Regions from separate parts of the Homo sapiens genome. Here region 1 is linked to region 2. Evidence: chromatin loops called from intact Hi-C (ENCODE). Cell type or tissue: breast epithelium. All regions are shown on one strand. Region 1 has its middle 4.1 kb from the start of TRS-TGA1-1. Region 2 overlaps DNAJC12 (DnaJ heat shock protein family (Hsp40) member C12).

What was found. Peaks named below come from ENCODE experiments on the same cell type or tissue, not always from the same donor. Only the 100,000 strongest peaks of a DNase experiment are listed, where the experiment ranks them.
Region 1: it touches region 2 in a loop (21-fold over the local background); 2 of 110 quality-filtered maps call a loop at or near these places.

Annotation. Positions count from the first base shown.
Region 1 is chr10:67,766,125-67,771,124 of GRCh38, forward strand. No RefSeq gene overlaps it. Among named protein-coding and RNA genes, the nearest start is that of TRS-TGA1-1, 4.1 kb to the left of the region's middle. RefSeq lists an enhancer at 4,779-4,968. In breast epithelium, no CTCF peak of the experiment used is centred here; no DNase peak of the experiment used is centred here.
Region 2 is chr10:67,817,307-67,822,306 of GRCh38, forward strand. All of the region lies in intron 2 of DNAJC12 (DnaJ heat shock protein family (Hsp40) member C12), which reads right to left. Among named protein-coding and RNA genes, the nearest start is that of DNAJC12, 18 kb to the right of the region's middle. RefSeq lists an enhancer at 1,579-2,080. In breast epithelium, no CTCF peak of the experiment used is centred here; a DNase peak (open chromatin) is centred at 2,682; H3K27ac peaks cover 1,737 bases.

The sequences.
Region 1 (5,000 bases), 51 kb before region 2:
AGATTAATACCGTTCCTGTGTCCAAGAGAATGAAATAGTGTATAACTTACGTGTTTCCATTTAAAAATTTTAAAAAAATACTTGACACTATAGTAAAATGTCAATACTGGCCGGGCGCAGTGGCTCATGCCTGTAATCCCAGCACTTTGGGAGGCCAAGGCGGGTGGATCACCTGAGGTCAGGAGTTCGAGACCAGCCTGGCCCCATGGTGAAAACCCCATTTCTACTAAAAATATGAAAACTAGCTGGGCGTGGGGACAGGGACCAGCAATCCCAGCTACTCAGGAGGCTGAGGCAGAGGAATCGCTTGAACCGGGAGGCGGAGGTTGCGGTGAGCCGAGATCGTGCCACTGCACTCCAGCTTGGGCAACAAGAGTGAAACTCCATCCCAAAAAAAAAAAAAAAAAAAAAGTTAATCCAAGAAGAGATATCCAAAATCCAAAACTATAAATTAAAACATTCCATCAAAAAGGCAAATTAATGATCAATTTTATTTCTAAATGGTACTCTCCAAGCTGTAAAGGTAGCTTCGTGAAATCATATCTTACTGTTTCAAGAAATTTTTTCAAATAAATAATCACTTGTCACCATTTTTTAAAAAAGAAAGAAAGAACAAAGAAATCTGGGCATAGGAAATTCTCAGATGGAACAGGAAACAGGCCTCTTTCCATCTTTCTGCTCTGCCATTTTTAATATGCATATACAGCTTTTCATCTCATAGTCCCAATATGGTTGCTATACCTTCAGACCTTACACATGCATTCAGCCAAGAAGGGGAGAGACAAGAACCCTCTTTTATATCTCATTTACCCAAACTATGTATCATGGCTATCATTAGCTAGAAGGAATCTTGAGGAAGTTTAGCTGGGTATATTGCTCCCCAAATTGAAATTGGGAAGGAAGAAAATTAGATGGTACTAAGTGAAAATCAGTTACGTCTACCACAGTCCTATAACAGGAAAGTCAAAGCTTATAGACATTGGGCTTTCAAGACAAGTCCCCTGCCTTCCTTTCTGGCCTTCCCACCCTTCTCCTCCTTCTCCTTTGGAGTTATTGGAAGACCTCCCAGTGCTGCATGCTGGCTCATACCTTTGGGCCTTTTTAACTGTTCACATGCAACTACCTGGAATATCTTCACCCTTGTCCCCTCACTAGAGGAAGAGGGCTACCTAGCATTTGAAATCCCTTCTTATTTAGGGCACTTGCTTTCCTTTTGAACCTAGGTGTGAGGCTGTAATCCACTCCCAACCCCACTCCCAGCATAGAAGCTGAAAAAGTCACATACTTGCTGTCTCAGCCTCCCTTGCAGCTGAGGAGGCAGCATGTGACCTAGACTCGGCCAATCAGATGTGCCCATCTCCAACTTTCAATCAAGAGCTATTATTAATAATACAAAAAGCAGGTAGGATAGAAATCCACCCTTGCAGTGGGCAGAGGCAACAATGGCACTCACAGGGATTGCCAGGGCCAGAGCTGCAACTGGAGTTTACAGCTGTTCAGCAACGGAACAGTAGGGTCTGCACGAGACTAATTTTGTGGCGTCATTCTGCTGTGATCTTGGACTCTGCCTACCCTAACTTACTCCTGTTCTACTTTCCAAAAGTGATTTTGCAGCCTTCTTGGCAATTCTACAAACTATTCAGTATCCTTCCAGTAAGTTCCTATGAGTTTCTGCTTAAATCAGCCCCATTCAAAAAAAAATTTTTTTTGGCTTCCAAAAGTTATAGTATAACCCCCTCTCACCCCATCATTTTCTGCTAAGAAAACTCATATTCTTTCAAGTCTCACTTCTTAGGGAAAGCATTCCTGCAAAATCTCCCAGGCTGATTCAGAAGCCACCCCTTAGGCAGGATGCGGTGGCTCACACCTGTAATCCGAGCACTTTGGGAGGCGGAGGTGGGCGGATCAGCTGAGGTCAGGAGTTCAAGACAAGCCTGGCAAACATGGCAAAACCCTGTCTCTACTAAAAATACAAAAATTAGCTGAGCGTAGTGGTGCACACCTGTAGTCCCAGCTACTCGGGAGGCTGAGGTAGGAAAATCGCTTGAACCCAGGAGGTGGAGGTTGCAGTGAGCCCAGCATTGCACTGCAGCCTGGGGGACAGAGCAAGACTCCATCTCCAAATAAATAAATAAATAAATAAAGCCACCCTATTTTTTATATTTTTTTCTTTTTCTTTTTCTTTCTTTTTTTTTTTTTTTCTGAGACAGGGCCTTGCTCTGGTCACCCAGACTGGAGTGCAGTGGCAATCACAGCTCACTGCAGCCTCAGCCTCGGACTTAATTGGTCCTCCCACCTCATCCTCCTGAGTAGTTTGGACTGCAGGTGCACACCACCATGCCTAGCTAAATTTTTTTTATTATTTTTTTGTAGAGACAGGGTCTCACTATGTTGCCCAGGCTGGTCTCAAATTCCTGGCTCAAGGGATCCTCCCATCTCAGCCTCCCAAAGTGCTGGGATTACAGTCCTGAGCTACAGTGCTTAGCCTCCAGAAACCCCTTTAATTCTCCCATTTCCTATTATAGCAAGGCTCACATTGCACTATTTCTGCCTGTTTGTCTTTCTTACCACTAAATGGTAAACTCCCTGAGGATGTGTAAAGGGATCATATCTCTCATTTTTGTGCCCCTACATACCACAGAAAAGGGACTCAAATTTTTGATGAAGAAATGAATGAATATTCATTTCTTCATCAAAGAAGAAATGCTGAAGTATGGACGTCAGCACATGTCCAAACTTCACCCCTAGAATGCCCAAAAAAAGTGGGAGAGAAAGGAGGGGCTTAACATGCTGTTCTCCTTTTGAAGGTCACTAATCTTTGCCTTAGTATAATTTATTGTAATATTGAGTATCCCCCACCTAGAATAGTTTTAATATAAAAGAGGGCAGAGGACAACAGCCTATGTACCCTTCCTTCCCTTTCCATATTTTTCCTTACCTTTTCTTCCCATTCTTTGTCTTCTAGCACTGAAAGGGCAGACAGAACCAGGAGGCAAGTACATACAGACCTCTGCCTCCATGGGTCACCCCCACCTTTGTCTCCTTGAGAATGTTCACTTTCCAACTGGCCTCCATGCAACTCGAGGTTTAGCTCTCTCCATGATGAGCAAAGAAAAATCCATGGAAGGGGTGGGGGTGGATGTGGAAGAGGTTCTGCAGTGCACTCCTCTTCTCAGAGGAAACCATTTCAACTCCTCTTTCCACATTTCTCTTCTCCAGAGTTCTCTTATCCACTACCAACCCTCCTGTGCATCCCCTCGAGCCAGCTTTTTCTGACCCAACCTCACATGATGCACTGTCTTGAGGATTTTCTCTCAAGACCCCAGCTTTTTCATTCTTTTATGTTACACAGCAATTCAGCCTTGTCCCTGTGCCTCAACATGCCTGGCAATCAGACCCCTCTTCGAAGGCAGAGGAAGTTATAATATCAAGGTCCCCTTCTCCCAAATGTTTTTCTACCTACTTCCTTTAGTAGAAATTAGGTCCTGCAACTTTCTGATCAGTGTTCAAAGGTTTTAAACATAAATAGACTGAAGTGAATTTTTTGCAAATTGTAATCAGTTAATCTGTAGAAATGCTAAATTTACAATTATCCTTCCCTTCTAAATCCAGGTCCCAAATCCATTCCAGTTTGTGGCATTTCCAGCCATGGAGCAGGATACACCCACTTGGAATGATCCTGATATTTCCCTATTCCTTAACCCATTTCCTATTCAACCCAAGTGCCATTGAGTTTGCCCCTAAATATGCTGAGAATCAACTTTGTTCCATATTTACTACCACCACCCAGTCCAAATCAACACTACCTCTCATCTCAACTACTTCTCGGCCTCTTAATTATCTCCTCCAATCCACTCTTCCTCCCCTCCAATCTGTTCTCCATAAAATAAATTTTTCTTTTAAAATGCACATTTGGTCTTATAACCTTCCTCCTGAGAACTCTTCTGGGGATTTCCATGTGCTTTTACAATAAAGACTAGAATCACTAGCATGACCCCATAGCTCTCCATGATCCTGCATGGCATAATTACCGGGCCTCTCCCTGTCATTCTCTAGCCAAATGTACTTTCTTTTCTTTTAGTTCCTTGAAAAGACCAAACTCTTTCCCACCTTAGGAATTCTGTACATGTTCCAATGTCTCCCTCCCCATCAAACTGATCAGTCCTCCTTCTTATGTAATTTCATACCATTTTACTCTTTTTCTTCACAACACATCATGCTTTGTGATATTTTAGTGTGAAATATTTGCTTAATGTCTCTGTGTGTGTGTACACGTGTGTGTAAAACCACAAAATCCCCTTATCTGCTATTTAATGGGCCTTCAATAAGTAATATTGTTGAGTGAATTTTGTGATTGTGAGGATCAGAAAGCAAGAGGTCTCAGAACACCTGAAGGGGTGGGAAGCAGAGGGTAAACTGTTTTCCTGCAGCTTTGGGGATGAATCAAAACTGTGCCTGAAGAGATTTGTGCCCTGAGTGCATAGATCTGCAGGAATATTGCAGCTCAACCATTTGATATATTGCACCACTGTTTAGCATGATTTATGAAGCTGTTGTTCTGTTTTAACTCAACATGTTCATTGTAAAGGAGTTTCATCCTCAGAGGTTTCATTAATGGAGGCATTGTTGTGTAGTGAGGCAGTAGAAAAAGGAAGTGAGAGATAGGGCTGGCCTACAACCTGTGTAAAGCTTGCATTTCAAGTCCCCTCTGGAGGGAATGCCCATTTCTGGAGTCTTGTTTCCCAATATGCCCATGTCCCCAAAAACATCTGGTCTCAGGCTCTTTCTACATACTAGAGTGCAAACAACTAGTAATAATACCTAAGTCTTAGCTCCTGCAGGGGTGAGAGAGACAGAGGCTCTGACACTGGAATTTTCAGGTAAAACAGATATCCTGTTCTATCTGAAGCACTGATGAAGAAAACATAGAGCTTTCAGCTCTTGTTCCAATGACTAGTTTCTTTCCCAATCTGCATGAAGTTGGTCAGTCAAGCTCACCC
Region 2 (5,000 bases):
CAAGATCAACTAGACTGTAAGTGGAATGGGAGCAATCCAGACAAACAAGCCTGTGTTTATATCCACTACTCCATCATGCTACCACATCAGTAATTTCAATGGCAACAGTTGAGACTATATTTAGTGGACGAAAAAGGTATAGATATAAGTTTAATTTATCCTACCCAAAGTTCCTCTACTGTCTAGCTTTTCACCTTAATTAGATACATTTCAAAATCTTTCCATTACATTCTGAATTTCTGTCAAGCTAAACTTCAGTATCCAAGTGAATTTTTAAAGATATTTTGAGGCTGGGTGCAGTAGCTCACTCCTGTAATCCCAGCACTTTGGGAGGCCGAGGCAGGTGGATCACTTGAGGTCAGGAGTTTGAGACCATCCTGGCCAACATGGTGAAACCCCGTTTCCACTAAAAATAAAAAAAATCAGCTGGGCGTGGTGGCACACACTTATAGCTCCGGCTACTCAAGAGGCTGAGGCAAGAGAGTCACTTAAACCCAGGAGACAGAAGTTGCAGTGAGCTGAGATTGTGCCACTGCACTCCAGTTCGGGCGATAGAGCAAGACTCCATCCCCCCAAAAAAATAAAAAATAAAAAAAGAGATTTTGAAATAGTCTGGCCAGGCACAGCAGCTTATCCCTGTAATCCCAGCACTTTGGGAGGCCAAGGAAGGCAGACTACTTGAGTCCAGGAGTTTGAGACCAGCCTGGGCAACATGGCAAAACCCCGTCTGTACTAAAAATACAAAAAAATTACTCAGGTGTGGTGGCGCACATGTGTGGTCCCAGCTACTTGGGAGGCTGAGGTGGGAGAACTGCTTGAGCCTGGGAGGTTGAGGCCAGCAGTGAACCAAGATCGCACCACTGCACTCCAGCCTGGGAGACAGAGCGAGATCCTGTCTCATATATATATTTGAAATATTTTCATCAGTAACCTTAATCATCCAAGTGTGTAAAGATCCACATAAACGTTCAGAAAGTTGTATTAATGAAAACTGAGTAAACGGATGCTTAAATAGATTAAAAAACAACCTCTACCCAAAGGTTGAATCATATATCAAATGCATGCCTGCCTAGAGAAGATATTGATGTCTGTGTACCTTTTCATTTTAAACAATATTTACACAGTCCACTGTTTCTCTGAACAAGACGCCTTGAGGCAGCCCATACATGAAAACCCCCATCACTATGGCAACTAGAAATGGCAATAATTACACAGTGATTCATCATGTATCCTGAATAAAAATTGTTTGTCAGGGACAGAGAAACAACTCACAGTCATGCTTCACTGAAAAGAACCCAGTTAAAGAATAACCTGGGGTGGTGGTGGTTTTTAAGTGTTTATCAAATTTTTATAATTTTTTTTTTTTTGAGACACAATTTCACTCTTGCTACCCAGGCTGGAGTGCAGTGGCGCGATCTCGGCTCACTGCAACATCTGCTCCCGGGTTCATGCGATTCTCCTGTCTCAGCCTCCCAAGTAGCTGGGATTACAGGCATGTGCCACCACGCCCGGCTAATTTTGTATTTTTAGTAAAGACAGAGTTTCACCATGTTGGTCAGGCTGGTCTCAAGTTCCTGACCTCAGGTGAACCACCCACCTTGGCCTCCCAAAGTGCTGGGATTACAGGCATTAGCCACCGAGCCCGATCTAAATTTTTATAATTTTATGCTAGGACACCTATCTTAATATTAACTCCAGTTCAGACAGGTAGTTAATATGAATCCTAAAGAAATGTTTGGGCCAGGGGTCGGGAGCGGTGGCTCACGCCTGTAATCCCAGGACTCTGGGAGACCGAGGCGGGCGGATCACGAGGTCAGGAGATTGAGACCACCCTAGCTAACAAGGTGAAACCCCGTCTCTAGTAAAAATACAAAAAATTAGCCGGGCGCGGTGGCAGGCGCCTGTAGTCCCAGCTACTCGGGAGGCTGAGGCAGGAGAATGGCGTAAACCCGGGAGGCGGAGCTTGCAGTGAACCAAGAGATAGCGCCACTGTACTCCAGACTGGGCGACAGAGCGAGAAGCCGTCTCAAAAAAGAAAAAGAAATGTTCGGGCTAGGCTCGGTGGCACATGCCTGTAATCCCAGCCCTTTGGGAGGCCGAGGCAGGCGAATCACCTGAGGTCGGGAGATCAAGACCAGCCTGGCAAACATGGTGAAACCCCTTTTGCACCAAAAATACAAAAATTAGCCAGGTGTGATGGCGCACGCCTGTAATCCCAGCTTCTCGGGAGGCTGAGGCACGAGAATTGTTTGAACCTGGGAAGCAGAGGTTGCAGTGAGCCGAGATCATGCCACGGCCCTCCAGCCTGGGCAACAAAGTGAGACTGTCACAAAAAAAGAAAGAAAGAAAGAAAGAGAAAGAAAGAAAGAAAGAAAGAAAGAAAGAAAGAAAGGAAGGAAGGAAGGAAGGAAGCAAGGAAGGAAGGAAGGAAGGAAGGAAGGAAGGAAGGAAGGAAGGAAGGAAGGAAGGAAGGGGAAGGAAGGAAGGAAGGAAGGAAGGAAGGAAGGAAGGAATGTTTATGCATTCACTTATTCAAGAAATTGTGCAGAATAGGTGTCCTCTTCAGTAAGTGCCATGCTAGGGGCATACGACTGTGAACAAGACAAGCAGGGCGTCTGCCTTACTGAGCTTCCAGAATGACTAATAAGCAAACATGCAATAAGGAGACAGTGTGACACACAGTCTACTGCCTGACGTACAGGGTGCTCTTGTTAGATGGGACACATGGGACTTCCCAACTGATGGTCAGCTGAGACCTGACACAGAAGCACAAACTGGCCAAGTAGTCAGGGATGTGTGTGAACCATGGAGTGTTTCAGGCAGAAAGCATCAAGCATAGAGGGCTGGAGTGTAGAAAGAGCAGAGCACATGAATGAACTAATGTAATTCTGAGTGGCTGAAACATGAAATTCTAGGCATGGTGAAGGAGAGCAAAAGGGGATGGAGAATTAAGGTACACAGCATGAAGGAATTTGTGCCTAAAGGCTCAACAATGACAAAGGATGAACTACTGCACAGTATAACACAGACATAATGCAAAGCGAAAGAAGCTACACACAAAAGAGTACATACTGTGTGATTCTATTTATATGAAATCCAAAACTGCAAAACTAGTCAATGGTGATAGAGATCAAAAAATGAGAGAGGGTGCTGACTTTGAACAGGAAGGGAAAAGGGATTTCTGGGGTGCTGAAGATGCTCCACATCTCTCTGGGCAGTGGTTGACCTGGATATACATATGCACAAATTTATCAAGCTCACACTTATTATTTGCTCATAGTACCTTAAACAAGTTAATAAAAAGGGAAAAAAAATCAAATGAGCAGAAGCAATAGTTAAATATCTAACAAAAGATGACCTCACATATAGAAAAAATGATCTGTTTTTGCAAATCAAAGGAATCAATGATTTCTAGAGAAAATTAATAAAGAACCTTAAGACAAGGGACAAGGAAAACATTTTCTTTTTTCCTTTTTTTTTTTTTTTTTTTTTTTGAGATGGAGTTTCACTCTTGTTGCCCAGGCTAGAGTGCAATGGCGCAAGCTCTGCTCACCGCAACCTCCGCCTCCTAGGTTCAAGCAATTCTCCTGCCTCAGCCTCCCAAGTAGCTGGGATTACACGCATGCGCCACTAGGCCCGGCTCACTTTGTATTTTTAGTAGAGACACAGTTTCTCCATGTTGGTCAGGCTGGTCTCGAACTCCCGACCTCAGGTGGTCCACCCACCTTGGCCTCCCAAAGTGCTGGAATTACAGGTGTGAGCCACTGCACCCAGCCAAGGAAAACATTTTCTAAATAAAGAAGAGTTTGGATTTGTGCAATATGGAATTATAGATAGGTCTTAGTATGATATTATCCTTATAGAAAAAGCACTTATACACACATGCTATACGCATATAGTAAACATAACTATCAAATTTAAGATATAAGGCCAGGCACAGTGACTAACACCTGTAATCCCAGCACTTTGGGAGGCCAAGGCGGGCAGATCACCTGAGGACGGGAGTTTGAGACCAGCCTGACCAACATGGAGAAACCCTGTCTCTACTAAAAATACAAAATTAACTGGGCATGGTGGCACATGCCTATAATCCCAGCTACTCGGGAGGCTGAGGCAGGAGAATCGCTTGAACCCAGGAGGCAGAGGTTGCAGTGAGCCAATATCGTGCCATTGCACTCCAGCCTGGGCAATAAGAGCAAAACTCTGTCTCAAAAAAAAACATTAAGATATAATATTATCTACCCTGAGGATAAAATCAGAGTAGGAAAACACAAGAGATTTCAATTGCACTGGTAAAGTTTTAAGCTGGGCGGAACATATGTGGGCATCTGTTAGAGTATTTTTTATTCCTTTTTGTACATATTATTTTTTTCCATAATTAAAAAGAAAAATCTGCAATGAGAAGCACTTAAAGAATGCTGTAGCAATCCAAGCATGAAATGATGGGGGCTTACCTACAGCAATGGCACCCAGCATGAAGCGAGGAGGACACAGTAGAGAGAGATGAGAAAGGTAAATCAACAGTGTTTGGCAATTTCCCAGATATGGACATGAGGGAGAGGAAGGAGACAAGGCTTCCATGACACCAACTGAATGGATGGTGGTGTCCTTCATAGAGATGGGAGAACACAGAAAAATAAGCGAGATTTCAGAGGAGGTGATAGGAAAATAATGAGTCTAATTTTTGACAGGGTGACTTTGAAATGTTTCCAAATGGAAATTTCCCAGAAGCAGTCAAAACCACAGTCTTAAGATGGGGAGTGAGAACTAGGTTAAGGATAGATTTGGGAGCCATCAAAAGAGCTGGTGATTTAAGCTACAGACCTGGACAAGGCTTCAGGAGAAAATGGGGAGTGGGCTCAGAAGAGAGCTTAGGAGGGAACCTTGGGGCAACAGAAGAGTCACAAAGGAGACTGAGAGAAAGCAGCCCAAAGAGGCTGGAGGAGAACCATGAGTGCATAGTATCCTGACAGCTAAAAGAAAAAAACTTTGTTTCAAGG